Regions from separate parts of the Mus musculus genome. Here regions 2 and 3 are each linked to region 1. The links are chromatin loops, found by intact Hi-C in ENCODE. Cell type or tissue: left cerebral cortex. All regions are shown on one strand. Links, peaks and the distances in the headings refer to the core of each region. The heading gives the core; the rest is flanking DNA. Region 1 has its middle 24 kb from the start of Jam3. Region 2 overlaps Jam3 (junction adhesion molecule 3). Region 3 holds the start of Igsf9b (immunoglobulin superfamily, member 9B).

Region 1 (10,546 bases), core at 3,766-8,765:
TTTTGCAAGGAAGGGCCCACACTTGCGGAGGATTAGGAGTCCTTTAAGGATTAGAGAAAGCTCTCCAGCCACGTCCCCCCTCCTGGGAGAACCCCTCCTGCAGCAGCTGTGGGTGACCCGAGCCTGCCCTAGCAATGCCAGGCTCTGAGAAGCCTCTGGGCTGGCTGCATGGGAGGCTGTCTGATTCCTCTGCACTGTCTGGGAAGTATTAATAACTGAGGCAGGGAGGATTAGCCATATGCCATTTAATTCCTGTTAATCAGGATTGAGGGGGACTTGTGCTTGTAATAACAGATGAGCTGGCCGGCTTCCCCACAGGCCTGGCCTGGCTCACAGGCATTCTGCTGAGCCTGGTGCACAACGCTGCCACTGGCTCAGCCCCCAAGACTGCCTGCTTCGCTGTTTGCACTCACTGTTTGCCCTGCCACCCTGCTCTCCCCCTGCTCAGGTGGCATTTCCTCTCCTGCCCTTATTCCATCCTACATGCCCCTCACTCAGGTGCCTCCGATTCAGGTTTTTTTTTTTTTTTTTTTTTTTTAACCTTCCTCTGGCATCAACCTCTTGATTAACCCTGTGTCCACCTGTCTTGTGCTTTCCCCCTGTCTCCTTGTTTATTGATTGCTTGGTTTTTGTTTTATTGGTTTTTTTTTTCTTTGAAGATTTATTTATTTTATGTATATGAGTACATTCTTGCTGTCTTCAGACACACCAGAAGAGGGCATCAGATTTCATTTCAGATGGTTGTGAGCCACCATGTGTGGCTGCTAGGAATTGAACTCAGGATCTCTAGAAGAGCAGTCAGTGCTCTTGACTGCTGAGCCATCTCTCCAGCCCTGGTTGGTTGGTTTTTGAGACAGGGTTTTGCAATGTGGTCTAGCCTGATCTAGAATTCATTATGTAGCCTAAAATGGCTTAGAACTCCCAGCAATCCCTGTGCCCCAGTCCCTGTGCTAAGATTACAGGTATAGTTCCATGACTGCCTCACGTCCTCAAACACGTGGGCTCCTCCAACATATTTTTCTGTCTTTAATGAGCAAAAACAGTGCCCCCCCCCAGTTGCTCCATGACGCAGCCCCTTCCCAAACCCTACTGAGGCCAGCTTCTCAAGGTATCTTCCTCACACTCCTGGCTTCACATAAGATTCCAAATCAAAGCCTTCCTCTCAGAAATGCTTTTGACTCCCTAGCTAAGAGAAGACACAGCTCAACCCTTTAGAATTTCGTTCTCCATTTCTGTACTCTTTCCCTTCCGTGCTGAGCTCGCAAAAGAGGAAAACAAGTGTCTGAGTAGGTGCTGTGCCCGAAAGCTGCAGGCGTGGGATTTTTACCTCAGCATTTGCAGTGTCTAGCCTAGCATGTGTGTGTGTGTGTGTGTGTGTACAAGTTGTGTACAGGCATCTGCTTTCTGTCCGAGACAAATGTTCACAGGATTCTGTGGGATCTGTTTGTGAGGAGACCGTAGAGGGTCCAAGTGACTGTTTGTGGAATGCAGGCTGCAGACAGGAGAGGATGGGCGTGTATGCACCTGTGCATAGGCATGCAATTCGACTCGCAATTTTGACTCGCAATTCGGAGAAAGCCGCTGAGGAATGTCTAGAAAAGGACATGTGCAGGACATTCGAATTGAAGCAAGAGGACTCTTATGTGCATGGTACTTGTGTGGGATGGATTTCGGGTGGACACCAGAAGGGACACTCTTGTGCTTCCTAGAAGCCTGCAAACCCTCTGTCAGGAAAGCCCCTTAAATAGCCAGTTGGGACCAGTTATGGTGAGTTAGATCTGTAATCTCAGCAACTGGGAGACCGAGGCAGGAGTGTTGTAAATTTGAGACCAGCCTGGGACACACAGTGAGTTCCAGACTGTGCATGCTTGCTTTTGCGTGTGTGTCTGCACGGCGTGTGTGTACGTGTAAACAGCTAATATTCAGAGTGTAGCTTCTCTCAGGAACAGGCCTGGTCTCCAAGAAACTCATTAAATGACAAAATAAAACACCTTTGACCATGCTTTATCTGTTTCTCCAATCTTAAGGTCACAGGGCCAGCAATCCTGTGGCCAGCAGAACCTTTCAGCTTTTGGCATATGGGGGTTACTCCCTCTTCCTGCTGAGGGACCAGGGACACTCTGGGCCACATACCCCAAGAAACCAGGAAGAGGGAGAAGCTCCCATATGCCAAAAAAGAAATAAAGGGCGAGGGGAGGGAAAACAAACAGAAAAGCCTGCTTCTGCAAGCCTTTCCCTGTGTTCCAAAACCCAAGCTAGGAGCTCAGACTGTAGCCTTCCTAGCTTCCTGTTAGCTGGCCTGCTGGTGGGAATGGAAATCACCCTTCTGCTCTGGCCTCCAGTTATTCCAGCCCCATTGCTCCACCTTGTGGTCCATTCTAACTACTACAATTCATTTTTCTCGTCCAGTCCCCTTATCAACCAGCCCCCTTTAACACCAAATGTTCTCTAAAAATGCTCTGTCATTTTGACATTCTATATAAAGTGTCCTAGCATTATAAGAGCTTGAAGATGTAAACAGAGATTCCACATGGATATGAGCCCAGAGCTGAGCCATTGTGAGAAACAACAATGGTGAAAGCTGGGGTTTAATATGTTTCTGAGAAGTAGAAGAAGAAGAAGAAGAAGAAGAAGGAGGAGGAGGAGGAGGAGGAGGAGGAGGAGGAGGAGGAGGAGGAGGAGGAGGAGGAGGAGGAGGAGGAGGAGAAGGAGAAGAAGAAGAAGAAGAAGAAGAAGAAGAAGAAGAAGAAGAAAGCCATATTCCAGACACTTCAGAATGAACCAAGGAAGACCAAGGAGAAAGTCTAAGGTAGATTTTTAGGGTGAGTTTTCTACCCTCTAAGAGGATTTGAGCAGAAGAGAGTGGAGCAGTCCTGATTGTGTTGGAATCCACTTGCTTTGCATCTAGGGACCCTGTAGGGATGTGGCAGCACCCAAAGGGCTCTACCAGCAGAGAGGGGAATGTGAGCATCCCCAGAGAAGGAACCTATGTTGCTTGCCCAAAGAGGTCTGAAGGTGAAATAAAAAGATCTGCTTTAACTCTCTTAATCCTATGACTTTGAGACATCATGCTTTTGTTTAAGAGTCGCCCCGAGCTGTGTGGGATAGAGACTGAAGCAGCCTGGACTACGGAGCAAGAACCCCCAACATAAGTAATCTGTCGACCTGGACCACCACTCCATTCATGTGGGATATTACTTTTCTCTTGTGTGTTAGTCAACGGTGCCTGTGGCACAAGAGTTCTAACTTTGTTAGTATCATTCTTTTGGCTAGGATGCCTTCCCTGTCAGAGCTGTGAATCTAAATCTTCCTGGTCTTCAAGGTGAATTCAAACCCCACTTCCTCCACAAAGCCCTTTCTGGTTTTCCTGCTTTGGAATGTCCTTACATCTTTTCTTTAAAATCGTCCCAGGGACTGCAGTCCTGCTTCTCATGGGAGTGTTATGGGGGCCTTATAGTATAAGAGGCTCCGCTTCAGGTGTAAGTCCGTGGGGACTATGTCGGGGCATCAAATGTTAGTCTGCCGTGGCGATTGCTGAGATGAGTAGCCCATTTACTGATTGAAAGCAATGCCTCTCCTTTTCATAGTTCAACTGTCTTAGTTAGGGTTTTATTGCTGAGAACAGACACCATGACCAAGGCAACTCTTATAAGGATATTTAATTAGGGCTGACTTACAGATTCAGAGGTACAGTCCATTGTCATCAAAGCAAGAGCATGGCAGCATCCAGACAGGCCTGGTGCAGGAGGAGCTGAGAGTTCTACATCTTCATCTGAAGGCTGCTAGCAGAATACTGGCTTCCAGGAAGCTAGGATAAGGGTCTTAAAGCCCACACCCACTGTGACACACCTACTCCAACGGGGCCACACCTTCTAGTAGTGTCACTCCCTGAGCCAAGCATATACAAACCTAAACATGATTTCTCTCAGTGAAATTTTGTGAATGCCTTCTACTGCTCCAAGTTGGGATCATGCACTGTTAGGGCCTCTAAGACATGTGTCTTCCCACTACAGTACCAACCATCTTGCTGAAGCTGACTCTTGAATAGCTTCCCTCCAAGATGACGGCTCCATGAGGAAACAGACTGTGTCTTAGGACTCTAACTTGGACTGAAGATAGGTTTGATAACTATTCATGAATAAGTAGATGTGAAAATGAATAGATGGGTAGATGTGGAGATAGGAAAGGAGAGAATAGCTAAAGGCAGGAGCCTTTCCAGCTCTGTGGTGGTTTGAATATGCTTGGCCCATGGCAAGTGGCACTATTAGGAGATGTGGCCTTGTTGTAATAGGTGTGGCATTGGAATATGTACATCACTGTAGGGTGGGCTTTGAGGTCTTATGCTAAAGCTCCACCTAGTGTAGAAGAGATCCTCTTCTTGGCTGCCTGCAGAAGACAGTATCCTTGTGGATGCCTTCAGGTCAAATTGTAAAACTCGAGGCTCATTCCTGCACTATGTCTGCCTGCATGCTGCCATGCTTCCCACCAAGATGATAATGGACTGAACCTCTGAACTGTAAGCCAGCCACAATTAAATGTTTTTCTTTGTAAGAGTTGCCTTGGTCATGGTGTCTCTTCAAAGCAATGGAAACCCTAACCAACACAAGCTCTAAAAATAGTTGTGTGGTTACAGAGCTGTTTCTTTTTATCTTGTTTGTTGGAACCAGGGTCTCACTCTTGCCACATCTGACTCATTTGGAACTCACTGTGGAGCTTAAGATGATGTTAAAGTCTTAGAGATTCTCCTGCCTCAGCCACCCAAGTGTTAGGAGGATCACCCCTTCTATTTTATGCATTTTGGAAACTATCTGGAAAACAATGTCGGCAGGGTCAAGTGGTGATTTTCCTTTGACTGACGTCACGGATGTGCCTTGCTTCTGTGGGAGGTTTGCTCCTTGCCTGTTCTCTGGGCTAAGCCTGGCCCAGAATTTGGCAAGATCTCTGGGGCGTTTGTTTTTGTCACCCAGCCCTGGTAGGAGGGTGGGTGGGTGGGAGGGGAACTGTTTTGGGAAAGTGTGTTGGGGAGTGTTTATGTGCGTGATGAGTCAGGGCCCCTGGGAGCTGGGAGCCTTCCTCCCTACTTGCCTCTCTGTGGGGGTAGTTCTCACCAGTTGACGGGCAGAGGGTGGAGGATCACCAACTGTCTTGGAAAGTTTGGGAAGTTTTCTTAGTCACAACTTATACCAAGTCAGCTGGAGCTTTATGTAACTGGGACTTCACTTGCAGAGGAACAGAGGTGTGATGGCGTCAGTATGGCTCCCAGACATTGTATAACAGCACTTACCTTTTCAGCCCCTTCTAACAGCCAGTGTTTGAAGTCTTGCCTTGTCCTTAGAAGATAGTATTTGGGGACGTGTGGGGCTAAAGACAACAGCTGTTTTATTGTGACTAGAAAACAGCTTACATTATCTTAGTGAACCCTACTGGAGTAACCCCAAATCAACATCGAATGGGGGGAGTAAAGGCCAAGCCAGTTCCTCTGGAGCAGTAGGTTTGCATAGAGCCAAGCTGCCTATTCTCTTCTCCCTGCTATAGCCCCTGCAGTGCTGTTGGCAAATGCAGGGTATCTCTGTCCTCTTGTCTTCTAACTCTCTGGCCAGAGATGCATCATTGGGTTTTCTGTCTCTGATACTGAGCTAATTTTCCTATCATAGTCTGAGTCTTCACTAAAGCTCCACATAGGGCCTCCTACACGTGTACCTGTGGGTGGAAATGGACAGAGATGCTCTTACAGGGGAAGAAGCATGGGAAGGGAGATGTGTCCGACTTATCCAAATGGATGCTGATGACTTATTGAGGCTGAGGAGGCCTACTTTTAGATGGCAAGAAGAAACAACGAAGGCTAGAAATCAGTGGAGAGTCCCAGGACCTCCTGTAGAACCACTTCAAGGTAGACAAGCACCTTAGAGGAGCCTGAGTTTGTTTTCATGTGTCACAAACTGGAACAAAAAGGTTCCTTGTTGTGCTTCAAGTCTAAGCAATTAAGACCATATTTGGGGTGGGACGGGGAAGATAAAACAGAGTATTGATTTTTTTTTTTTAAGGGGGATGGCACTGATATGGATGTGCTCAGCTCTTTTTTTCCTTCTGGAACAAGAAGGAATGGATGCATTTGAGAATCTAAGCTGGAAAATGCAGTGAGATTTCTTGGCAGGGAGCTTGGCCACCCAAGCCCAGTAGCCTAGAAAGAAGAAAGTCCTCCTGGACAGAGCTGGAGTTAGGATGTGTGTCCATGAATAGATACCAAACAGGAGCAGGAGCCTAACGGTGGCTAGGACAGAGGACGAGATCCAGGATTCTGAATCTTCCAGCCCAGTGTTCAGTCCAGCTCCTTCCTCAGTACCAGGAAGATCTATGGGATAAATAAGATAGAGACGCGGTAAGTGAGGACCCCCCCCCCAGATGCACTTGAGCTTGAATGGAGCCATCCAAGAATGAGGTTGGCCCATGAAAATCAGTGATGGAGGATGTGGGTGAAGCTGGGGCATTACCAGGCAGGTTTTATTTTCATCTTTGGGATTCTGAGCCATGCTGGCACGTCTTGCAACACTGCTGGGAAATGGGGACACAGATAGTGGGGGGGGGAGTGAGCAGAGCAAGAAAAGACACAATGTCTTCCATAGCTTCCTGTCCTGCTGTGTGGCATACAACAGGACCTTTCTGAGTACAGAGAGAGAAAGGACAGAAGTTCCTCAGCACACCACCAGGTGCCAGGCAGGGACAGCACTGAGCTGGCCACAGGCTGCAGCCCTAGGTAATAAAAGCTTCGTCTGAGCTTGTGTGAAGACCATGGTAGGCTCTGTTTTTTTTTTTTTTTTTTTTTTTTTTTTTTATCCTCACAGGCTGAGCTCTGGAGATTCGCTCTTTCCCACACCTTCCTGCCTTATCCTACAGTGCTGGGGCATATCCTATTGCTTCTTCATCTAGGGTTTGGGAAAAGTCTCCATCATGAGGCACCACCCAAAGTCCTCAGCACTCGCCTGTGATCTATGTCTACCATGACCTCGCCTTGGCTTGGATCTGATCATGGAATTGCTTGTCTAAGGCAAAGGCTTCCTTTCTCAGATTATAGGTGTCTCCCTCCATTCCCCTTTCCCCCACTTTCAAATCCACAGATTGGGCCATGATGTCTAGGCTTCATTACAGAAACCGAAGTGTCTAGGAGTGAAGGAGAACATAGAACAGAGAGGTTGTTCCTACAACTGTGAGAACTGCACTGTGGGACTGAACACTGGGCTCTACTGACTACTAGTCCTCTGACCTTGGGCAGAAGACAAAGAAGCTCCAAGGACAGTATGTGTGTGTCTTTGAATGGTGGTTTCCACTTTTTTCCCAGGGAAGGATGGTAGAGGAGTCATGAGTCTTGGAGGGCATATTATATGGAGCATCATCTTTGTTTTGTGGCATACCACATGGTGAGCGCTCTATAAAGATGAGCTCTGGTTTGCATCCATACTCAGCCTTTCATGGCTAATATTAACCACACCAGGCCTAGACATGCACCTAGCTGTGCTGGCCTCCTCTGTTCTGTACCTAGAGCAGCCCATACTCAGCTCCATTTTTATGCACATAAATGTCCTCCTACCTCCGGCACAGCCTCTCGCACTCCCCCATCGCAGGGCCTCACTGAAGTGCTGCCTCTTTCCTCGATAATTCCAACCCACACAGATCTCTGCCTCATTGTACTTCCAGACAGTGCCTGAAAATTTAAGATAGGTGGTAGAATTACAAAATTCGAGAAATGAAGAGTCCTTAGAAATAACCCCAGTCAGTTGCTTTTAATCAGCAAGGGTTAATAAACAGCAAGGATATCTTCAGGACATCCCTGTGGCATGCAGTATAGGCATCACCAGTCACCACAGCACTCCTGATACATCTGCATCCTTCTCAACAGAATGCTCTAGGAAGACAGTACCAATCAATCAGGAATGGCACTGCTATCTACCATCTAGACTGCTGAGAAGTTATCTATGATTGAGTTGGAGGTAGCTGGAGCTTTTGGAAGTATGGGGACTTGCATTGGGCCCAAGGTACTGAGATAGTTGTCTAATTTCTATCCAGTGAGTCTTACTATCCCTGGAGCCTCTTTGTCTTTCGTCTTTAATTGTCCTGTGAGTGTTCTTTACTTGTTAGGCAGTGCTTTCACCAATTAAAGTTGTAGGAGTTGTGAAGGTAGGAACCAGTGTCTCACGTTGATCTAGTATCTTCCTCGGCACAAAGCACCCAGGATAGTTACTGATTCACCTGTTGATATACTCATGACTCGAGGCTTCTCCAAGTCCTTTGAACCTGTTTTCTAAGCTTAGCTCACAAGGGCAGTTGACCCTGGAAAGGGTTCAATTTCTCTGCTGGTCAATTCCACCCTGGACCCCCTGAGTTCCTTCTCCATACCATAATTCCTTGAAAGATGTTACACATCCTGGCCATCAGAAGCCCGTAGATGTCAGTTTGATTTGTGTGCTGTCTTTCTGGGATGTTTGGGTGGTCATACCTCCTGTAAAGTCTCATTTCATCATTAATTCAGTCGGAGTTGTAAGGGAAATCCCATGAGGAGTGAGTGTGATTGGGTGCCTACCTCTTCTGGGATGCTGTGGGCATGGTGGTGGCATTCTTGAAGGAGATTTCTTTCTAAAACAGATTTTAGCAGGAGAGAAGTGTCCTTGTCTTTCCATGTGGAGTAAAAGGAGAGGTAGCTTATTCAAAATGCCTTGAGACAAGAGTCACAAAACTAGAGACTAGTCAACGAAGGACTGGAGTCCAGATGTGTCCACTGGTAAGATAGAACTTATCATCCTGACTTCTGTCTATATCACCTAACACCACACTTGTAGACAGCTCTGGTCCCTTACTGGAGAAGTTCTCTCTGGACCTGGTAAATCCATTCATCATCCATAGCCCAGGTAAGACCACTGCCCTGATTCTGATAAAAGCCCCTAGGCCCTATAAAAAGAGGTAATTCTTCCTCCTGAATGCATGTACACACAGCCTAGGCACACACTAGGTCATGACTAATCAAGCAGGGGTCTTTTTCCCTGACAGCCTACATGGGAGCAAGGAATACAGAATCTGGCTTACCTTCCTCTATAGCAACTATTCTAAGTACCTCACACAAACAACTCTCTCAATGGAAGCGACTGCTTTCTTCTTCTTCTTCTTCTTCTTCTTCTTCTTCTTCTTCTTCTTCTTCTTCTTCTTCTTCTTCTTCTTCTTCTTCCTCCTCCCCCTCCTCCTCTTCCTCCTCTTCCTCTTCCTCCTCTTCCTCTTCTTCCTCTTCCTCTTCTCCTCCTCCTTCTCCTCTTCTTCCTCTTCTTCCTCCTCCTCCTCCTCTTCTTCCTTCTCCCCCTCTTCTTATTTTGTATATGTGTGTGATGTGCATGTGTTTGAGGCTACTCAGGTATGTTCATGTTCATATGTACGAAGGACAGACATTGATATGGAGACGTTTTAAAAAGATTTAATTGATTTGTCTTATATATGTGATGAATATGCTGTTGCTGTCTTCAGATACACCAGAAGAGGGAATTGGATCCCATTACAGATGGTTGTGAGCCACCATATAATTGCTGGGAATTGAACTCAGGACCTCTGGAAGAGCAGTCAGTGCTCTTAACCACTGAGCCATCTCTCCAGTCCAGATATGGAGAAGCTTAATCAGTCTCCACTTTATTTACAGAGGCAAGGTCTTGCTGAACCCAGATATTATCAACTGGGCTAAGTAAGCTGACCAACTTGGCAGGGATTACCCATCTCTGCCTTTAGAGTACCAGGACTATAGGTGGGCTGCTTTCCCTACTCAGATCTTAGTGGGTTATAGAGATCTGAATTCTGGTTACCATACTCAGGTGGCAAACAATGTACATACTGAGTCATCTTTCCTTGTCTGAGTTTTGAGTGTGATGAAATGCTTGGATGGATGGATGGATGGATGGATGGATGGATGGATGGATGGATGGATGGCTTCCTCAAGTAGCTGATGCCTAGCATCCAGTAGATATCAGGAGTCTCTGGCAGATAATAGGACACCAAGGCCCTTTCTCTGCCACAGTACAGCCTTCCACCAGAGGATGCAGGTTAAGGAGCAGCACTCTTCTAGTGTTAATCACTTGTCTTGGACTTTCAAGGTATGCATAAACTCTTCTCTCAGTGATTGCTTTGGTGCCCATAGTATATGGCTGACTGACCCAATTTCTCAGTCAGTCTACTCAGAATGTATGTATGCAGGTGTGTATGTCCTTGATGGCAGATATATAACATATAGGCTTCCAGGGAGAAGTGGTGTGAGCCCTCTGCAGCTGTGGTGTCCTTAACTTATTGGTCATATACTGGATACATTTCTGGGCTGTGGCACCAGGATGCATATATTGTCACATCAATACATGGTCAACATGTGCAGGCATTCCAGAGCCCTGAAAAATGCAGTCAACCTGTAACCCGCTCCCAGATTGTAACACTGTCATTTGGGGTCATACTGACCATCAGAGCTTGCTTTCCTTTCTCCCTCTTCCAGGCCTAGGAGAGTGACACCGACAGAGAGTGAGCCATAGCA
Region 2 (10,546 bases), core at 2,270-7,269, 69 kb before region 1:
GGTTTCTATTGCTGATAATGCACCATGACTAAAAGCAACTTGGGAAGAAAGGATTGATATTATCTTACAACTCTTCACACTCCATCACTGAGGGAAGTCAAGGCAGGAACCTCAGGCAGGACCAGAAGCAGAAGCCATGGAAGAATGATATTTACCGGCTTCTTCCTCATGGCTTCCTCAGCCTGCTTCCTCAGGACCACCTGGCACCACCCACAATAGGCTGGGCCCTCCCACATCAATCATTAATCAAGAAAACACGCCCCCACACTTGCCACTGCAATCTAACGCAGACGTCCCTGTGAGTTGTTGGTCATAAAGGCCTCAGAGGCTCTAAAACCAGGACAGGCCACTGCCACTGCTCTTGGTTGTCCACTAACCTGACGTAAGTCCAAATTGATAAAGATACTATTGGCTTTAGATGCAGGATATCGAGAAATCAACTCAAACTGACCAGGAAACTAGCTTACACTGTTGCCAGAAGGTGCTGTGTAGGCTGCTAAAGAGAGAAGACATCAATGGCCTGACCCAGTGCTGGACACTGCATGCTACAATATTGACCTGCTGGCAATGCATGGCCACTGGTGCAATAGTGGTGTGACTGTTAGCGAGCAACCCTAATCCACGGGAAGTATTTCATGTCTGGTACTAGGAAGTTGGTCAAAAGCTTCTGGCTTGGGGATCCTCTAGCTGTTGCTTTGCTGTCAAACTGCTTTCTGAAGATTGATGGTTTTGTGCACAGACCTGCGCTTCTCTCCACCTTGGACAGGGAAGCTTCCTTTCCAAGTGCACAGTTAGCCCAGACTCATAACTGCTCCGAGGTATAATGAATGAACCGTGCTCAGCTATGCAAGCATCATCCATTGCAACTTCCCACCAGCCAGAGCTCAGGGAACTTTGCAAAACAAGACGGAAAGAACACAACAAACGGGATGGAGAGGAGAGATGTGAAATGCTCACTTCTGGACGTGCCGTAGCTGTTGCATTCATCGACTCACGGCGTTCGTGGTTGCTATTGTGCCGGTAACCAGCACAAGATCAAGCCAGTCAACAAATGCCTATGTGGCTGAGCGAGGGCCTAAGGAAGGCCCCACTTCTTTCAGAGGAAGTAATGGCAACTGAAGTCTTCTAAGCGAAAAAGAGTCAAACTTTCTATGCAGATGCTGATCGGTTGCTCATATTACACTGGATGTCCACACAGTCACTCATGTGCATATGAAGAGCACTAATGTAACTAGTTATTAACAACAACAACAACAACAGGGAAGACAAGAAGCTGCAAAGGAGAGTGTAGGAGGGGATGGGGTATTGGGAGGAGGTGGAGACGCAATCAAAACATTATATAAATGCATGGAGTTTTCAAAAATAAAATATTTTTAAAATAATAAATAAAAAGAAAGAAGCGAGGGGCTAGGAGTGGTGGCGCAAGCCTGTGACTCAGTTTGAGGCCAGACTATGATACATAGTAAGTTCAGGGCCATTTAGGGCTACTAAGTGAGACCTTGTCTCGAAAGCAAGAGTTAGGAGGAGATAATAAACACCTGGAAACCCCTTATCTGTGATCTGGCTACTTACTTCCCAAAGGCTAAAATGGTCCCCACACAAGGACATCCTACAATGCACCACCACAGGTTATTTGTAGCACAATGAGAGCAAGCAGAGAAAAGTTGACATCCGCATATCTCATCAAAGCAAACGAAGGGTCAGAGTTCCTCAGGTCATTTCCAAGTGTTCATATCCGCTGGTTAAGAAGCTAGCTCCAAGAATTACCAGCACCCCACCCTTCTGGATCTTATACCCATAAGGCAAATTTGTGCTTTCCCTGGGAAAGCAACAGTAGTCAGGATAAGGAATGTCACATGAAAATCCACCAGTTAAAGAGTGTAAGATGTCACATATGAGCAGCCAGTCAGGAGTGTGCAGAGCAGACCAGAAATGTGACCTAAACTTACAGACAGCATGATTTTGACAGGCACCAACTACAAACTACAAAGGTTTGCTTCTTGTAGATCAGCTGACTATTCTGCTAAAGGAATTATCCTACCTGCAAAGTGATGCTTATGGTAGAGAAAAGACCCAGCAAAGCCTGTACCCCTCAGTACTTTGACAGGCGATGGAGCAGGGCAAGGAGGCACACCGTGCTGCTGGGATTCTAATGAACTGCACCTCTGAGCATCACTGGGACTAACAACATTCTCAGCACTGACTCAGCCTCCCATATTCTCCAAGTAAAGACTACTGCATGCACTTCCCAGGCAGGGGACAGAGCCTACTGGCAACAAGCACAGGCAAGAATCGAGCCCAGGAGTTTGGACTTATCATTCCTACTTCATGATTTATTTTATTAATTTTCTTATAGAAAACAATGCTAAAAATCTACCCAGAAATAAAAGAGACAGCAACAGATCCACATAATGGAGATTTTATACTAAAAGAAAGACATGAATCAGACCCTGAAGTCTAAATTGATAGCCCATTGTTCTACAAAAGTCCCTTTTCAGACAAGTTTGCAAGGGAAGTGGCTTTAAAAAGGACTTGATGTGATGTGCAGTTGGCACAGTCCTCAGCAACCCAACAGCTCTCCCTCCCGCTCACGACATGGAACTGAGCTAAGGGGGAGGGCAGGGACCAGGCAAGGATGATAAGGCACAAGAGGAAGCGCTGTCGCTCTGACGTTCACGTGGCCTTCCTCGTGGCCAGCACCCAGAGCTGCTGTGTTCTCCACTTCCCCTTCCCTTTCCTTACCGGGAACAATTGAGGCACCTGTGAAAAGAACTGCAGTTTCCTCCTCAGTGTTGAGAGACCTAGAGACTGCCAGGGTCTGGGGCCAGGATGGCAGGCAAGCAATACGCCAATCCTTCACTTGCTTAAAATACCATTTCCCTAAGCCAGACTCAGAAAGGGATGTTTATGAATTGCTGGGGGGTGGACAGGGAGGTGGGCAGAGGCAGAAGGAGGGACAAGTGTGAGCCAAATCTACTGGCGTGCACAGATGAAAACACCACAGTGAAGCCACCATGCTAACTAACTAAGTGAAGGCAAGGACCACTGTCCAAGCCCTCACGCTCACGCGTGGAATGACTTGCCAAACATGCCTGGAGGTTTTAACACGAGGTGTTACCCAGGAAGCCTTGAGCAGCAACTCGTTCAGTGGAGCCAGGCCCCCATCTGTAGTTACACTCAGAAACAGTCTGTTGCCCAGCCTGGGACACTCATGCCTCCTCCTACCACCCCAGAGTGACTGGCTATAAAATGCTTCTACAGCCTCAAGCCAGACCAGCCAATAACATAAAATACTGCGGCAAGCCCAGACTTAAGCCATGACAGGTGCGGAACTGGAATGGCATGAGCTTCAGCCCTCACTCTTGTTAGCGCTGCAGTCCGCTCCTCTGCAGTCTGCTCGCTCGCTCTGGTTGAATGTTCTAAGGGTGTCACACACTCAAGAGAACTCAGTTCTAAGGGTGACTGCTCAGCATCTCGGTGCAAACTATGCATCTTCCTTCATTTTCTCTTCTTACTTTGAAATTAAAGCCATGCAAACCAGAGACTGGATCTACTGACTCAGGACTAAACCACTACAATAATGGGAGAAGGGGGCTCTATCTCTAACAGTGGCTCTATTTACCTACAGGGCCAGCAGCAAGAGGAGATCAGTAGGCTTAGTTTTTCATGGAAAATTACTTAACTGCACTTTATACCAATTACTATAAACCAGGATAAAATTTTTCTTTTAAAATTATTTCAGTCTACAATATGTTGTTGCTAAAACCTAGTTTATGTGTGACTGGCTCTCAGAGAATTTATATTTAGCTTTCTGGCACTCTGTTCACTTTGTCTCCTGCTCAAAAGAAAACTTTCCCCTCACCAGGACTCAAGCCGAGAATATCACGTCAGCACAGAGCACTGTGGGACTGTGCTGGCCCACTGGGGCTCACATCTAAATATAAAACAGCAACACGGGTTTATCCATGGACATTAACTGCGTGTTTACTGTTCAGAACAGAACACTTGCCCGTGCTTGTTCAGTGAAAGCCACCTTACAGAAAAGTATTTCCCTATAAAGCAGCATTTCAACAATGTCACAGCATATTAGCCAACTTTCCAGGAATTTAAGGGCAAGAATTGAGGGAGAGTGAACACCGAATGCGATTGTCCAGAACCTTCTACACATACCGCAGAACGTAAATCATTCAAAGCAGGTTCTGACCGACCACGGCACAGCTGGAGGAAGTCCTGCTTAGACTACGAATGTGATCAAGGCCAAACTAAATGGCAATACAATCTAACAGAGCCTTAGAAATGAAGTATAAGTCTACCTAGTAATACACGTGAGAGGACAGGATGAATAGAAGTCTTAGGCTAGCTTGGGATACAGAACAAAACCCTGTCTTTCTTTAAAATATTAAAAAAAAAAAAGGGGGGGGGTTGTGGTGGCGCACGCCTTTAATCCTAGCACTTGGGAGGCAGAGGCAGGCGGATTTCTGAGTTCAAGGCCAGCCTGGTCTACAGAGTAAGTTCCAGGAAACCCCCCCCCCAAAAAAAAAAAAAAAAAGCTGGGTGGTGTCACACACCTTTAATTCCAGCATTCAGGAGAGAGGCAGGTAGAGCTCTGTGAGTTCAAGGCCAGCCTGGTAAACACAGCAAGTTCCAGAACAACCAGAGAAACCTTATTATCTTGAAGAAGGAAAGGGGAAAAAGGAAAAAACACACACACACAAGGATCAGCCAAACAAGATAGAATTAAAAATAAATCTGGCTTGAATGGCTAATTTTATGTGTCAATGTGGAGGGTGCTTTTACAAAGCATTACTATTTAAACTGTGGAACTCTGGGTTCTCTGGTATCATTAGATCTTATCCTAAAATTGGCTGCAGATCTAAATAGACTGAAGAGCGCCCTCCCCATGTAGGAGGAAGTTCTTCAGCAAAATGTCTTTGGGCCTGGTGACATCACTGTCTGTCCAGGGTCACCAGGCTCCGGGGATGCACTGTACACTGCTAACATTTCAGCTTTCATAACCTCAACACAATTCCTTAGCATACCTCTTCTCTGGAGACCTGCTTCTCTGAAGGATGCTGACGTGCTAATGCTGTGCCTGTGGTACTTCTTAAAAGGATATCCTATGTTCACATACACTGTACACATGTGCAGAAGAGTTCTTTGAGGGACTCTCAGAGCACAGAGCCAGAGCCACGGCTCACCACATCCCATAAATCAGACGAGATGCTGTTTCTATTTGATTCTACTGTCTCCTAACTCAAGACACCAAAGATTTACTTTTTAAAAGATACTTTTATTTTTAACTATGTGTATATTTTGAGGTAGAAGGTGCACAGGATGCCTTCTGAGTCCAAAGAGAGCATCAGATCCCCTACAGCTAGAGTTAACAGTGACTTTGAGCCACCTGATATGGGTGCTGCCTGTCAAACTCAGGTCCTCTATAGGAGCAGTATGCATTCCTGATTGCTGAGCCCTCTCTCCAGCTCCACCAAAGATTTCTTAAGCACAAATATGATTAATATCAAAATAGTAAAACTGTCTAATAATGCCTGAGACAAAGGTGAGTAAAGAAATAGCCGCCCCGGAAAAAGTGACCACGCACACACACACACACACACACACACACACTCCTCTCCTTTCTCTAAGATGTTGCTTTGTACACTTGAAAGAGGTCTGGGATTTGTAAAGGGGAGGAGCTCTGTGTGCACTCACTCTATGAGGAAAGACCACGAGAAGAAAAGGGGTACCCGCATTACACACACTCTTAAGTACTTAACCAATGGGATGTGGCCTCTGCACTCCATCAGCACCAAACACTCTTCCAGGAAGAATGGAGGAAGAACAAAATACCAAGTAGGCCTGAGGACAGGGTCGGAAGGCAGAAAGGCAGAAGGGGAAACAGGAAGAGAAAGACTCCCCCAGAGTACTAGCCTACCTCTTTTTGTAATTGGTTGTTGGCCTCCATCCTTTTTAATCATTCAAAAAGTTTATACAACAACAAATGAGCTGGGCAGCATCCCTGCAAGAGTCCAGCTTTAGCTGAAACCAGTATAGATCTGTAATATGCTTAGGAGAGAGAGGGTAGTCAGCATGTTCGTAAGCCCAGCATCATCGGCTGCTAATAGCAGACTAATTGAAAGCTCAGAGAGACATCTTTTCCATGAGACTCATCTTGGAGGTACTGAGGCATGACAATGGTGATGACTAAATATACAGCACGTGTCAATGTATATTCTTACTCTGTAGAGCATCTCACCTGCAAATACATCACCCCTAACACTAACCTGACTGGAAGCCTTGCCTGGTGCGACTCTGTGAGCCGGTCCTGTAAACACTACTTGCATGTCATTACAAATTCTGGTATCAGAATTCCAAGACAAGAATATGTGCTCTTATGTGCTACAAAGAATCTACTCAATTTAATTCAAATGGAATATATTCAATTCGATTCAAGTATATACCAAGTTATATTTGCATTCCAACTGTATAAACTGTGCAATAATCTTCCATCTTGCTTACACTCTCCAAGGCCCTGTCTGGCTCTGCAGCCTGAGGAGATGCACAGAAGCGGCCTTAGCTGCTGTTGTCACGGGCAGGGGAGGAGGATGGGCCTACTTTAGGTGGAAGTGGAGTCTCCACTTCATGCTCAGAACCACTGTAAAGAAGGGATGAGATTTCTTTATCCCATTGTCCTAGCAATAAGAAACATATTCAAGCTACAGGACTTTCAGCTTTAACATGTTAAAAGAAAAATAAACATGGTCTAAAAGCATCCTGTGTAACTGAAACTGAAGAACCAGGAAAATTAAGAATGGTTTTATGAAGAAAAAAAAAAAGAGTAAGTTCAATTCTCATGTGTACAGGCTAACTTCAGCTCAGTCCCACCAAAATAGGACAAAACTATACACTACCAAGAATTTGTCTATTACAGGAAAGACTTTTCTAACTCACTGCTACTAAGTTATATACTTAGAAATAGAGCAGCTTGGTTGTATTTTTCTCTCCTCGATGAATAAGAAAAATATTCCCAAGAGCTAGGTGGCTAGTCGGGTCCCTGTAATTCCAACTCTGAGCAGAGTGAGCTGAGAGCGGAGCATCAGAGAGCGGAGGTAAGGTCGGAATGCACAAGTCAGACACCTGTCTGCGCTGCACTGAGACCGTGCCTCACAAACGGAAAGAGAGCATTAAAGAAATGCATGTATATTCAGTGTATAAATTATACAAATATAGTATACAAATAAATGTCAACATGATTCAAAATAAACATTGTAGTTTTATGTGTAGTTTAAGAAAACAAGCAATTAGGAGTAACTACTATACTTTAATGCCATACATATAATCATGACTAAATATCTAAAGTTCACTGAATAAATAAATTCACAAGTACAAGAAAAAGGCAAGAATGAAAAAAAATATTTTTAAAGAGGTAGAAAAGAAAATGCAACCCACGGCACATTCGGAAGGCTGGGTCACTGCAACCAAGGGGATTCACAAGTATTAATGGTGGCAGGCTCCATGCTAAGTAAGCAGCAGCCTTCCCAGGGCTAACTCCCACTTGTTTGTTTTAAATGGCTTTGCCATGCGTAAGAAAGTGAGAGGTACTATTTTAGCAGGAAACATTTCAGACTCATGCTGAAGGTAACCATTCCAGCCCAGAATGAAAAAAAAAAAAAAAAGCAAGGGTTTCCTAGCGAAGTTACTTACCAGTAATTTCGGGTATCAAAGTTCAAAATTTAGTCCTGCCTAATCTACACACTTTTTATGTCCAAAGCCACTGTGAAAAAATGACCATGACATTGTCTCTGTTGATTCAGCTTAAACATATATACTATCCATGAAATAAATTACTTTAATTAAAAAAGGAAAAAATCAAGCTGGGCAGTGGTGGTGCACGTCTTTAATCCCAGCTCTTGGGAGGCAGAGGCAGGCGGATTTCTGAGTTCAAGGCCAGCCTGGTCTACAGAGTGAGTTCCAGGACAGCCAGGGCTATACAGAGAAACCCTGTCTCCAAAAACCAAAAAAAAGAAAGAATCAAAAGATGCCAGGAAGGATGACATAATGGGATTCCTGGAGTATAATGCTGCAACAGGGAACACATGACTCAGCATTTGTGGAGAAATTAGAATTAAAGATCATAAAGAGTGAACTTTATTGTACAGAAAATTAACAAAAGAATCAGCTAGGATGTTCAGGAAGCTAAGTTGAAGGACAGAATGTGACAAAGGAAACAGTTACAAATACCAGAACCTCATTCCCTGGGATCCCTGTTGGGGGGCTGGGGGGACCTACTGACAAGTGCATCTGAGAGGACACTGCACTCTAGCTCTCCCCCAACAGTAATGTGGGTTAGCAACTCACATGAGAAAAAAAAATCTTTACATATGTAACAATCAAAAAAATAAATCATGTTGTAGATAGAGAGCCAAGTTTCATACACTTTTTATTTAATGTACACAGACATGTGGGCATGCGCAGGGCAGCAGAAGTACATGTATCATCTAGCCCCGTTCCATAGAGATCCTCGAGGCAGAAGCACCCTGGCATTCTAAATAGCATTCTCCAGTAACAGGACGTAGGGCACACTGGAGAAAGGGGTGATTCTGTCAATAGAACTCAGAAGATGAGCCTTGAAGTACAAAAGGTAAGAAAGTGCATAAAAACAAATATCAAAAATGTTAAAGAATAGGCTGGTGAAATGGCTTAGCAGTTAAGAGCATCTATTCCTCTTGCAGAGGACCTGGGTTCAATTCCCAGCACCTACACAGTGTCCCTCTATAATTCCAGTTCTGGTGCTCTGACTAGACTCCATGGACTCCTACACATATGGTACATACAGAATCCTACAAGTGGGTAGAGAGATGGCTCAGTAGTTAAGAGCACTGACTGCTCTGCCAAAGGTTCTGAGTTCAATTCCCGGCAACCACAAGGTGGCTCACAACATCTGTAATGGGATCTGATGCCCTCTTCTGGGGTGTCTGAAGACAGTTAGTGTACTCATATAAATGAAATGAATAAATCTTTTTTTAAAAAAATCCTGCAAACATACACACATAAACATAAAATAAGTGGGTTTTTTTTTTCAATTTTATAAAAAGCTGGGAGGTGGTGAGCACACGCCTTTAATCCCAGCACTGGGGAGGTAGAAACTGGTGGAGCTCTGAGATCAGGGCTAGCCTGCTCTACAGATCGAGTTCCCTAACAGTGATGTGTCACTCTTTAAGGGAACATAAAATTCCAAGAGTCATGCACTTAGCTTAATGTAAAACTTGCCAAAAAAAAAAGTTTTGTTGTAAATTTCAACACTTCTTTTAATTAACAAAACAAGTGGGAAGAGAATTAGTAAAGGAAAAAGATTTACTAACTTAATCTACTTGATATTTTTAAATTCACACATCAAGACAGATGTTCTAACCAGCAGTCACTGCAAATTTTAACAGTGAAGTCACAGGGGGATGGGGGAGGGGATAGGGGGTTTTTGGAGGGGAAACAAAAGAAGGGGATAACATTTGAAATGTAAATAAAGAAAATATCTAATTAAAGAAATAGTGAAGTCATACAAAGTCTGCTGTCAGACCAAATAAAATTTAAATGATGGCTTACTTCTCTTGCAGAGGACCTAAAGTTCAGCTCCCAGTGACCCCTATAACCTCAGCTCCAGGGAGTCGGACACCTTCATTCTCCTCTGTGGCACCAACGAGTGTGCACTTACTCTCATAGACACACAGACACAAACACACACAGAGATAAATCTTTTTAAAAAGCATTCTGAACAAAATGAAAATATGACATACACTTTTTATGCTAGGCCACTAAAATTTGAAATCTATAACACCTAAAAGACTTACATTTAAAAAAAAACTAAAATGTCTCATTCACATCAGTGACCTTAGATATTATCTTGGGAAGTCATAAAAATAATAAATTATGACCAACATAAGCAAAATGGAAGAAATAATAAAGATCAAAGCAAAAAAAAAAACTACATGGTAGAAAACAAAAAAGAAGACAAAACTAATGAGAACAAAATCTGGTTCTTTAAAGATTAACAGTTCACAAACCTTTACTAAGCTGGACCGAGAACAACAAAGAAAAGACACAGATTAACACTGTCAAGAAAAAGGGACATTGTACTGATATAGAAATTAAAATAATGAAAAGTTGTTTTTTGGGGATTTTTGTTTGTTTGTTTGTTTGTTTTTCGAGACAGGGTTTCTCTGTGTAGCCCTGGCTGTCCTGGAACTCACTCTGTAGACCAGGCTGGCCTCAAACTCAGAAATCCGCCTGCCTCTGCCTCCTGAGCGCTGGGACTAAAGGTGTGCACCACCACGCCCGGCTCATGAAAAGTATTATGAACAATTTCATACTTACAAATTAAACAATTACAATGAAATAAACAGAAATATTGAAAAGCCTCACTCAGAATTAAGCAACCAGAATAACCTCACAGTGACTTAAAACAAAAATTTTTGTTATTAAAAGCCTCCCCTTAGCCGGGCAGTGGTGGCGCCACAACAAAGTGTTTCCCACCTTTGGCCTTCTGTGAGGGCTG
Region 3 (10,546 bases), core at 3,670-8,669, 120 kb after region 1:
CTCTCTGTTGTATTTCGAAAAAACAAGGAAGCACCATTGTCTTCTCAAACTGGCTAGGATTTTGCAAGTGTCAAGGGTAAGTCCCTGGGACTAAGAAACATTGTAGCAGTTTGAATTAAAATGAGAACATTCTTAGACCCAGATATTGTATGCCAAACTCCTTTGTGATGGTTAATTTTAGGCATCAGCTCTAGTGGACAAAAGCAGTGGTTCTCAACCTTCTGAACACTGCACCCCTTCACAATAGTTCCTCATGCTGTGGTGGCCCCCAACCATAAAATTATTTCATTGCAACTTCACAATTAATGTAGCTACTGTTATGAATCGAAATGTAGATGTCTGATATGTAGGCTATCTGATATGCAACCCCCAAAGTGGTCATGGCCCACAGGTTGAGAACTGTTGGTCTAAAGGGGACTTAGAGAGCAGGTAAAGTGTCTGGGAGGGTATTTCCCAAAGGAATTAGGACTGGGGCTGTAGGCTGAGTGTTTGCCTGCACCACTGCGAATGGGCATTGCATAACCTGCTAAGAGCAAGACCGAAGAACAAGGGTGAGTTGCCTTTTTCTCGAGCTGGATTCCCTCCTGCCCTTCAGCAGAGGAATCTGAGGCTCCCTGGGCTTCAGAGTCCATAACTCACACCTGCTTTTAGAGTCATGCTGAATCACGCCACCAGCCTCTCTGGTTCTTCAGCTTTTAGACAGCATATTGTTAGACTTCTCAGCTTCCATAATTGCATGAGACAATTTCCATAATATAATTTTTCCAAGAGTTCTTTTTTTTTCTAGAGTTCATTTTTTTTTTTCTGCTTTTATTTTGAAAACTGTTTTCACAGCAAATTGTACCATTCCCAAAATGGCTGCAATGCTACCTCCATTCCACAAGCTCATCTCAGAGTGTGGAGCAGAGATTATTTCACGGAGAGGCAAGGATCTACATGGTTTCCTTTTCAGCTGGATAGGTAGGTCACACCTGTGGACATGAAGCTGTGTTATCCAGGACAGGGGGATATAAAGGGTATTTTTACTTGGTTCTGTTGGGACATGGGCCCTTGAAACCCAGCCACCAAGCTGTGAGGAAGCCCAGGCTAGTCAATAGAGAAGTCAGTATGATGAGACAGGAAACTTTACCGACAAGCCTGGCTAACAACCAGCTTAGAGCAAGGTGTGTGAGCCATCTTGAAAGCAGACTGTCCATGCATCTTGGAACTGATGTTTGGTATTCCCACCAAGCACTGCTCACATAAATGACTCTTGTTATTTTAAGACACTGTATCATTTTGGACTTTTTTTAAAAAATATGGCAAGATAATTAGAACAATTTTCAAACTGTATAAACACCAAACACTTTCAAACTTATTTTGAATAAATTCCTTTGGTTTACAGCCTCTCTTCTTCCTTGTAAGGAGATGCTCCAGCCATCATCCTACCCCAAATCCTACCAAGAGCCCTGAAGAGGGTAAACACAAGCTGCTGTTTGCAGTTTGATTGCTCAGTGGGTGTAAGAGAAACCTTGGTTGCCAGTGGCTACCTTTTCTATGTGTCCTCTGAGGGCTTCTGGGCATGTAAGAGTAAGTAGCGAGTGGTTTGGTTTTCTTTTCTTGGAATAACTGATAAGAGCAGAATTACGTGTTTCCAAAAGTGAAGCTTCTGATGAAACTAAAAGATGACAGATATTCTGACACCCAATGTGTATAGTGTCAGATACCTATATTCATTAGGGGTATCCACAATGAACCAGGAACACCAATTCAAGGGGGTTGGTTTGTGTTCCTCTTTCTTACGCCTCTTGGAAGGGGCCCATGTGGCCTCTGAGTATTCAGCTCTATGTCTCTGCTAGGGATGGAGGGGTTGCCATTTGTTCTGAGTCAAATGCTCAGCCATATGTTAAGAGGAAAAGATCTGACTGGCCTCATTCCTCTCTGCCAGTTGCTACAACACGTGTCTCTTGAGCTGATCTGAAATGAACCGGCACATGTTGTATGATAATGGTCATGATGCTAATTTTTTCCCTCTTCAATTCAATTTCCTTCCCTTTTCTCTCTGTCTTCACTCTTGTGTCCCTGTATTTCCAGTTGAATCTCCAGATGAAATACATTCTTTTTAGTTTCCTTTGAACATCTCTCTAGTTCAGTTTATTCTTTTAAGTTCTGATCTGATATACGGTTTTAACTTCCTAGCAGAAACTACCATCCTCCTGAAGACAAGATGGGTGGCCAAGCAAGGATAGCAGGGATGGACTGTGGGAACTGCTTTATCTTTTCCTCAACTTCTGGGAAGAAACTGTCTCAAAGTAGATGCTCCATAGATGTTAAATAGATGCGTCTCTTCTACCTCAAGGATTGAAGGACCTGGGGCTAGACTATGGACTCAATATTGCCTATATCCCAGCCTCAGAAGACAAAGAACACCATTCCACAGGTGTCAAATGCTGCTATGAGCATATAAAAGGGGATGAATCCTGGAGTCATGCAGTTGTATTAACCATTTTTTTTGTTTGTTTGTTTTTGTTGATTTGTTTTGTTTGTTTGTTTTGTTATCATGAAATATTCAAGGAGGTAGACTCATGAAGAAAAGAAAGATTTACTTAGCACACAATTCTGCATGCTCACGGCTGTGGTACCTGCTCTGGTTTATTTCTGTTCAAAGCCCCAAGACAGATGGAAGATGGCAATAGCTTTAGCATGTGCTGGCAAGCGGCTGGATTTCAAGCCAGGTAGCAGGTAGAGAGGAGGAGGGGCCAGCCTTTCTCCCTTCTTAACAGCACCCCACCCTCCGCTTTGTTTTCTCTTCTCTTTTATGAGAGTAGGGTCTCTTGTAGCTCAGGGTGACCTTCAGTTTTGTGTGTAGCTGAGGATGATCTTGTACTTCTGACCTTCCAAATGCTGGGACAATTACCTAGGCCACCAAGTCCAGCTCTGCTCATGACAGCCTTCTTATGAGAACTACCAGGGAGATCCCAGGAGAATTACCTAGCAGTGGCATGGCTTCCAGTGACTTAAGGACTTCTCAGTAGAACTCATGTTTTTTTTTTTTTGTTTGTTTGTTTGTTTGTTTGTGTGTGTGTGTGTGTGTTTAAAATGTATATGAACACAGTGTTGCTGACACACCAGAAGAAGGCATTTGATCCAATTATGGATGGTTGTGAGCCACTATGTGGTTGTTGGGAATTGAACTCATGACCTCTGGAAGAGCAGCCAGTGCTCTTAACCCTGCCCCCCCCCCCATCTCTCCAGCCCCAAACTCACGTCTTTATATTAAACTATATCTATATGTGTTTGTGTGTGTGTATGTGTGTGTGCACATGAGTGCAGTGCCTGTAAAGGGGTGTTAGATCCTTTAAAGCTGTAGTTACAGATCATGGACAATTACCTTAGGATGTTGAAAACCAAACTCTGCAAGAGTTGTGCACGTTCTTAATTGCCAAGTGTCTCTCCAGCTCCTAGGACTTACCTCTTGAAGGTTCCATTCTTCCAATACTGCCACCTTGGGGATCAAGTTTCCAACAACATGAACGTTTCTGAGGTCAAAATTAAATCATAGCCTAGCCTCATCACCCATTCTGCAAGTGGATCCCAATAAGTCTTGATAGACTTAGGACCCAGAGGAAGTATGTATGGACGTATATAGATGTGTGCAAACCTGTTTATGGGGAGACTTGCATATGTGTGTGTTGGAGGTAGAATTGGTGCATGTTGCCTGAGAATTGATGCGTCAAGGAGATCTAGAGCGTGCAGCTTCACCAAAGCCCCAGGAAAGAAATGTCAGCCCAGAAAGGACCTAAAGCAGTGGCCCATGGGAATATATCAACAGAGTGATAACTCATGAGTGTGTTCGCATGAGCAGGGCGAGTTTGCAAGCAGGAGGTATTCAGAAGTCCAGTTCTCCAGATGCTATTCAGATGATAAAAGTTCATTAGTGTGTGTGCTTCTCTGCTTAGGAGCCTCAGCTTTTCATCTCCTGGATGGCAACGAGAGTGGAGTTCTCCAAAAAGAATGACCCTCCATCACTCAAGGCCACTCTATGTGAGATACACGAGTCCATGCGCACACATTGGCTTTTCCAGCAGTAAGCTGTTGGTCTATGGGAAACTTCATGCTCTGTGCTTATTGAGAGATTGCCTTCATTGCCCCTCCATTTCTTCCCTGGCCAACAGCCCCTCCTAGGGAGCTGTGCCTCTCAGCACTGTGTCAGAAGCTTGAAAGAATAAACATCTCCACGGCAGCCTCAGAACACTGTGAGATGGTTGTAGAGGCTTTCATGATGCTCATTTATTCCTTGTGTAAACACAATTGTATTGGGGGAGGAGATGAAGAGATGCTGGAGTAGGGAGCCTGGGATATAGGAAGCTCTTCCAGCGTCTTTATTTATTATCTTCTGCAGAAATGAGGAGGACCTTTCCCTTTTCCTTGGTTCTCTACCTCACCCCCTGATCGCTCACAAACGCCACCTTGACTTTATGCTGCTGATATGGGGCTGGGCTCTCAGTAAGGTAGGAGAGGAAGCAGCATTTGTGTGCAGGAGAGGCAGCATTTATTGGGGGGGGGGGGTTAATGGCTTTAGTAATCATGAGCAACGATGACCAGCAATGGGGGTGGCAGTACGTGTGCACATGTGTTCCAGAGGGGTCTGTGACTCGCCGCAGCTGAGCCAATGACTCATTCCAAATTTAGCGACTTTTAGAGGTCATTTTAGTCATCCTCCTGGCTTTGGGCTGGATGGAGCCTAACTTAATATAACGTTTGGTGGAGGTAGTGTTCTGAGAGAGTGAGCAAAGAGTGGGGGTGGGGGGGGGAGGTATCACGTGGTCTCTTTGAACCGTTCTCCAGAAAAGGACGTTCCCTAGTTTCCCCAGGATGCTTGGGTTTCCCTATCCCCGTATCAGCGTGGTCCTCCCGGGAACTGCTTTTTTTTTTTTTTTTTTCTTGATAGAAACCGGATGTTGGATTCTCAAGGTGGGCGGGGGCTCCATCCCCTCGGATAACCTGTCAAGGGTTATTGAGATTCTTAGGGTCCCACTAGCCAGTACGAGAAGCTACCATCTATTTAATCAGAAACTTGCCATGCAGTCTGAGCTGAGAACAGAATAGAGCAAAGACGTTACAACGCCTTTTCCCAGGCAATGCGCATGATTCTGCGGCTCTGTGCTCGCTACACTTCAACGCACCTTGAAATGGGCTCGCCTTCTTCGCGCAGCGACGGACTAAGAGTTTAGCCAATCAGTGCCTAGACTCGTGAGCACTGTCCAATAAACAGCCGCCAGGGGCGGACCACCAGGACAGGCCCGGCTAGGCTTCACCGTGGACCTGGCTGCGCTCTGCCTCGGTTGGCAGTGCAGGTGCCGCTGCGCCGGGGCCCGGGAGGCTGCGCGCGCCGAGACGAGCGGAGCCAGGAAGGGATGGAGAGCGGGCCGCCCGGGCTACAGGAGCACCGGCAAGGGGCGTAGGCGGGCGAGAAGCGGGCACTGAGGCACGAGAAGTGTGCAGACGCAGGAGCACTTTGCGATAGGATGAGGCTCTTGGCTGGCGCGCGGTAGTACTATGATTTGGTATGTGGCCACTTTGATAGCAAGTGTGATCAGCACCCGAGGTCTTGTGGCTCAAGGTGAGTTGAAGTGCAGCATCCCTCCTCCAACCCTCTTGGCGTTCTTAGACCTTTGCTCCAGGCTCTGGCTCCCGAACCCCGGGGGCGAGGCTCCGGCTCCGGCCAGGCGCACCTCCGAGCACTGGCCCGGGCAAAGGCTGGGGAACTGCGGGTGGGAGGAACTCGGCGGGAAGGTGCGGGAGCCCTTGGGCTGCGAACGCCTTGGAATCAAAGTGGACTTAGTCTACCTTAGGCCCCTTGGTTCACAACCACACGTCGAATCTGAGCTTTGGGGAACCCCTAGTGCTCTAACTCTGGCTGCTGGGGACTTTGATGGTCTTTAGGCAGGATTCCGCGCGTCCCAGCCCTGCACAGCACCGCTGGATGGAGGAGCCCTTGAAGGGAGGCGCGATTAAGAGGTTGGGAGTCCCCGCAGCCGCCTCGAAGGGATCGGGTTCTCCGCCCCGCGCCCTTCCTTTCCACACATCTTGGCCGCGGAGGTCGGATCCCCTTGGCAGGTGACAAGCAGAATTGACCTAGAGGCTCCGAGCAGCATCTGCTCTTCTTGGTTCTGTCGGCCGCCCGCGCCCACCTTGACTGCATCTGGGCCCCGGCCAGGCAAAAGTTCCCGGGGAGGCGCCGTCGCCGCGCTTCAGGCTGCCCGGCCCAGCGGCCTCGGGGCGAGGGCCGCGAGGGAGGGGTCTGCCCAGCTGCGTCTCAGAGTCGAGTGGGATTTTTTATTTCTGCCTTCTCGGGTTTGAGCCCAAGAAAAAGCTAGGGAGAAGCCAAGGCGCGGGGTGCATACTTGAGCGCGAGGGCTTTCGCTTTGGAGATGGCAGAGCTCTGGGTGGCACCCGGCTCTCGGCCCTTGTATGGAAGTCAGAGCCGAGCCTGGAAGCTGCCAGGACTCTGAGCTCACGGTTTCTGCGCGCGGAACCGACCCGACTGCGGGCAAGTTCGCAAAGCAGGGAGATGGCGGCGGGAGAGGAACGGTCTGTGGGTGGAAGGCGACAGGGTGACGAGATTCTGCGGACTAGGGAGCCTTTTTGAAGGGCTCTGCTGGAGGCGCGGGCTTCCCCGGCTTCTTTTGCACCTTGCCTCGGGGCGTGTGGGGGGGAGTGGTTTGAGAAAGTTTCCGGATTGGAATGTATCTCCTCTGCTACTTGAGAGGGGGTTCTGAAACGAGAGAGTGGGGCGAAGGGAAGGACAGCTTTCCAACAAGCACTATGATGGTCGGGATGGTTATAAAGGTTTCCATTTGTCAGGTGGGAAAACCGAGACAGAGTGACCTCAGAAGAAGCTTATGGAAAAAAGGTGGATCTTGCTGTGCTTCTCCCTTCCCCCTTCCCATGCAGTCTTTCAGTGACTTCCTCCTCCTCCTCCCCTCTGGGTTTTGGTATATTCTGCTGTGGGGCTGTCCCTGAAAGCACAAAAGGCTGTGCTAGCATCCGAATTGAAGAGACACCTAAGGAGGGCTCTTCAACTAGCCTCCCAACTTTAGCAAGGGACAGATTTTTTTTTTGTTTTGTTTTAATTTAAACACAGACTACAGGAAATTGGGTTTATATTGCCGAGATTCACAGAATGGCTAGATTGAAGAAGGAACTTCCCAGTGTTGAAGGTTGTTGGTTGTGAAGGTTATTGGTCCTTCTGTCTGGAACTCCTACTCTTCTGTCTGGGAGCAAGGGTGACCTGATTGGTCTTGGATTCTTTTTAGTCTGAAATGGCTCAATGAGGCACTTACAGACATAGGCTTACTGATAAATGGACAAGATTCAAATCCTGGCCGTCCCACTTGCTGACCCCGTGACCTTGGACACATTTCTCAGCTTTTCTAAATGTCACTTACCTCAGTGGAAAGTGGGTTAGCTGTAGGAGTTTGTAGAGGCTTGGAGTGTGTGAACAGTTCTGTGACGAAGTGGCTGGGTGCCTGTTGTGAAATATGTGCTCACCAGACATCAGTGTTAGCATTTCAGGATCTATGGGATGGGATTCCTATTGGGTTATGCAGGGAGCGGAGAGTTAAGAGTGTGTTGGGGGACATTCAGAAGATTGCCTCCGAGGAAGCTAGACCCCTTCCTGGGCTGACCTTGCCTGGTGGAACCTCTCTTTCCTGCATCCCAGGGAAGTGTGGGTGGGGCATGCAGAATTGCTTGGAAGTCCTTTACAAGGTCTGCAAAGCTGAAGTATTGCTGGCTGCCAGATGCTACAGCCTAGAGCGGGGGAAGGGCACCTGCTCGCCTGTGAGGCCAGGGTTGCCAGTGCTGATGAGAGAGGCCTTATGGGATCCAGATGTTCTGAGAGGGGCAGAGGTGACTTTGGAGAAATCCTTCAACCTCAGGGACTGTGTGCAAAGCAGGAGTCGCTCTAGGTGAAAAGAATCAGGCCCATCAAACTGTCAGCTTGCAAGTCTGGGACAGAGGTGGGCATGGGCTCTTCCTTTTGACTCTGGTCAGGCATCTTGGAAGTAACTGAGCTCTGTGATCCAGTTGGGAGGGTAAAGAAAAGAGAAAGGTGGAGGCAGGTGGATCTCTGTTGTACAGAGAGAGTTTCAGGACATGGAGAAACCCTGTCTCAGGGAGGGAGGGAGGGAGGGAGGGGGACAGGAGAGGAGAGGAGAGGAGAGGAGAGGAGAGGAGAGGAGGAAGGCTATTGATGTAGTAGTCTCTGCATCACAGACATCTGCCCAGCAATCTGGGGGAGTTTCCACACTATGTGGAAATCCTGCGCGAGGTATAATTGACATTCAACCTCCTGTAAGGGAGGGAAGTCTGTTCTTCATTCCCAGTGTTACCTCCACCGAGTCTGCTGGTGGACTCCCTGGCTCCTGTGTGCCCAGGCCAATGAAAATCTGATTCAGATTCTGCTTGTGCTTGGAGCAGTGCCCTCTGTCCTCTCTGGCTTTGTCCACCCAGCCTTCCTTTGTGGATGGAGATGAGAAGGAGTATGTTTAAAGCCCAGGACAGCCTCTCAGCTGGGAAGAACTTGGTGCCGGGTGGTGAGTGCTGGTATGAGTGTGTCTCAGGACATTTACACGGAGGCGGGGGTGTGTCTGGTAGGAGGCCCCCCTGCAAGAAGCTGGAATAGGTATGTGTGGGAGGAGGCATGATGCTGCTGAGTACTGGAAAGAGTCAGCTGGAAGCAGTAGGCCGATAGCCCAGCATGCAGCAGTCCCTGGAGTTGTCAGGTCCCTGGTTCAGGTGGTTTCAAGTTTATATCTGAGACGGAGAGTTGGGGTCTGGTTTCTCAAGGAGTAAAGGTTGCTCAGTTAGAGAGCTTGTATCCGTCCCTTCTTTGCTGTGCCTGGCACTTTCCAGGGTCTAGGCTCCCTCTCTGTCCTCAGAGTTGGCCAGCCTGTTCGGTTTGCTTTTTTTTTCTCCATTCTGTTGGGTGCTCATTAGGTTTCCCTGCAGCCCTCCTGTTTGCACTGAAAATGCGGGGGTGGGAGGTGAGGCCGGAGTTAGGATAGCATCAGGAACAGTGAGATTTAACTGATTCCTGTCTCCACGAGAGCTGCTCCCTTCTGGAGGCTTCTCAGCTGCTCTCCCCACCCCCACCCTGGAGTGACATGACCCCCCCCCCCCTTCCCTCTGCTTCCAGGGATGGGTTGAACAATTTGTGTGAAGAGTGGATCTTGATGAGCTGTGATTGGTAAGAACTTTTGGCTTCTTAGAAGAAGTGTGCATGTGTACATATACATACGCGCCCTAGGATGTGTTATGTATATTCCTATATGCATGAGTAAGTGTGCATATTTTTAAATGTGTGCACACACACATATATCCCCGTATGTATGTGTATGTGCCTCTGTAACCGGTGTTTCCACTTAGTTAGATGTGTAGCGTGCCCTTGCAAGCACTTGTGTGTTTATGTGCACTTGCGTGGAGCACATCAGGACAGGAGCATTTATGGACAAGTCTGAGGTAGGAGCCCCTCTTGAGTACTTGGGGATGCAGCGAGACTGCTCGGCAAGCTGCTTGCTTCCCTGTTCGTTGCTCTGCACCTGCGTCCCTGTTCTCGTAGCCCAGATGTTCTTAGAGTTGGAGGCTCCAGCCCAGAGCTGGGGCGAAGAACTGCCTGAGGTTCAATACCGAAAGCCTAAGTAACAGGGCAGAGGCTTGGCCCACGGGGAAGCCGACTGCCTCTCTTGCTAGGAGGCATTAGTTGCCATCAGTCTGGCACAGTCCAGGGTAGATAAAGAAAGCTCTGGGCATCTGGGGAGATGGGAGAGGATTGGGGTTGGAGGAGCAGCTTGCAGTCAGGCTTCTGCCCCAGGGGCACTGCCCATGGGTGTGGTCTGGTCTGCCGGAGGCAACTGACCTATTTTTCTTAGAAATCTTCCTGCTTTCCTATTCGCTCTTGCATGAGTAACCAGGAGAGTGGTGAGTGGAGATGGGGCCTCTTCGAGGGTTTTGTAAGTTCCGTGAGGTCAGGGCTGTGACCTGCCTGCCTGACCTTTGGACAAAGAGGGGACTGATAACCTACGTGGCCTTGTGCCTTCTATGCTGCCCCCTTATCTTCTTCCTGGTGAAGTATACCCTAGATGTGGGGCTGTGGCAAAAAGCTCGTTCATGGGCACAGATTGTAGCAGTGATGCATTGCTTGCGTCCTGGTTCGGAGCAGGGATGCTGTTGCTCTACCGGGAGGGAGTAATCTCTCACTCATATCCTATGCCTATCTGACCTATGATGCCCTTACTGGCTAGCCTTGCGGTGTACAGAGCAGGATGCCCTGTGGGGTACACAGGCTACGGGAGGACAGGCTTCTTTCTAGGTGTCAGGGCTAGGTTGTGGGTGTAGGGGGTGGGTATGACTTCACTTTTCTGCTGAGGAGCTATGAACTGAGATTGAGTTACAGACTTCCTTCCTGCCCGTGGCTCCTGGGGAAAGGGTTCTTGGAAATATAATCTAGCCCAGCAAATTAAGGTCACTAATAGCACTGGCACTACCAATGCTATTGGAGGTG

What was found. Peaks named below come from ENCODE experiments on the same cell type or tissue, not always from the same donor. Only the 100,000 strongest peaks of a DNase experiment are listed, where the experiment ranks them.
Region 2: a loop joins it to region 1, with 5 times the contacts of the local background. A loop is called at or near these places in 21 of 42 quality-filtered maps.
Region 3: a loop joins it to region 1, with 6 times the contacts of the local background. A loop is called at or near these places in 3 of 42 quality-filtered maps.

Annotation. Positions count from the first base shown.
Region 1 is chr9:27,174,030-27,184,575 of GRCm38, forward strand. No RefSeq gene overlaps it. Among named protein-coding and RNA genes, the nearest start is that of Jam3, 24 kb to the left of the region's middle. In left cerebral cortex, for the core only: a CTCF peak has its summit at 6,708; DNase peaks (open chromatin) are centred at 5,113, 5,673, 6,184, 6,566 and 1 more place; H3K27ac peaks cover 3,456 bases.
Region 2 is chr9:27,106,998-27,117,543 of GRCm38, forward strand. All of the region lies in intron 1 of Jam3 (junction adhesion molecule 3), which reads right to left. Among named protein-coding and RNA genes, the nearest start is that of Jam3, 43 kb to the right of the region's middle. In left cerebral cortex, for the core only: a CTCF peak has its summit at 4,891; DNase peaks (open chromatin) are centred at 2,676, 2,926, 3,417, 3,871 and 1 more place; H3K27ac peaks cover 3,281 bases.
Region 3 is chr9:27,293,916-27,304,461 of GRCm38, forward strand. It overlaps Igsf9b (immunoglobulin superfamily, member 9B), which reads left to right and starts at 5,189. Exons shown (of 20, transcript NM_001326702.1): 1 at 5,189-5,602. The coding sequence starts at 5,539. In left cerebral cortex, for the core only: a CTCF peak has its summit at 5,259; DNase peaks (open chromatin) are centred at 5,235, 5,997, 6,240, 6,690 and 3 more places; H3K4me3 peaks cover 4,261 bases; H3K27ac peaks cover 4,174 bases.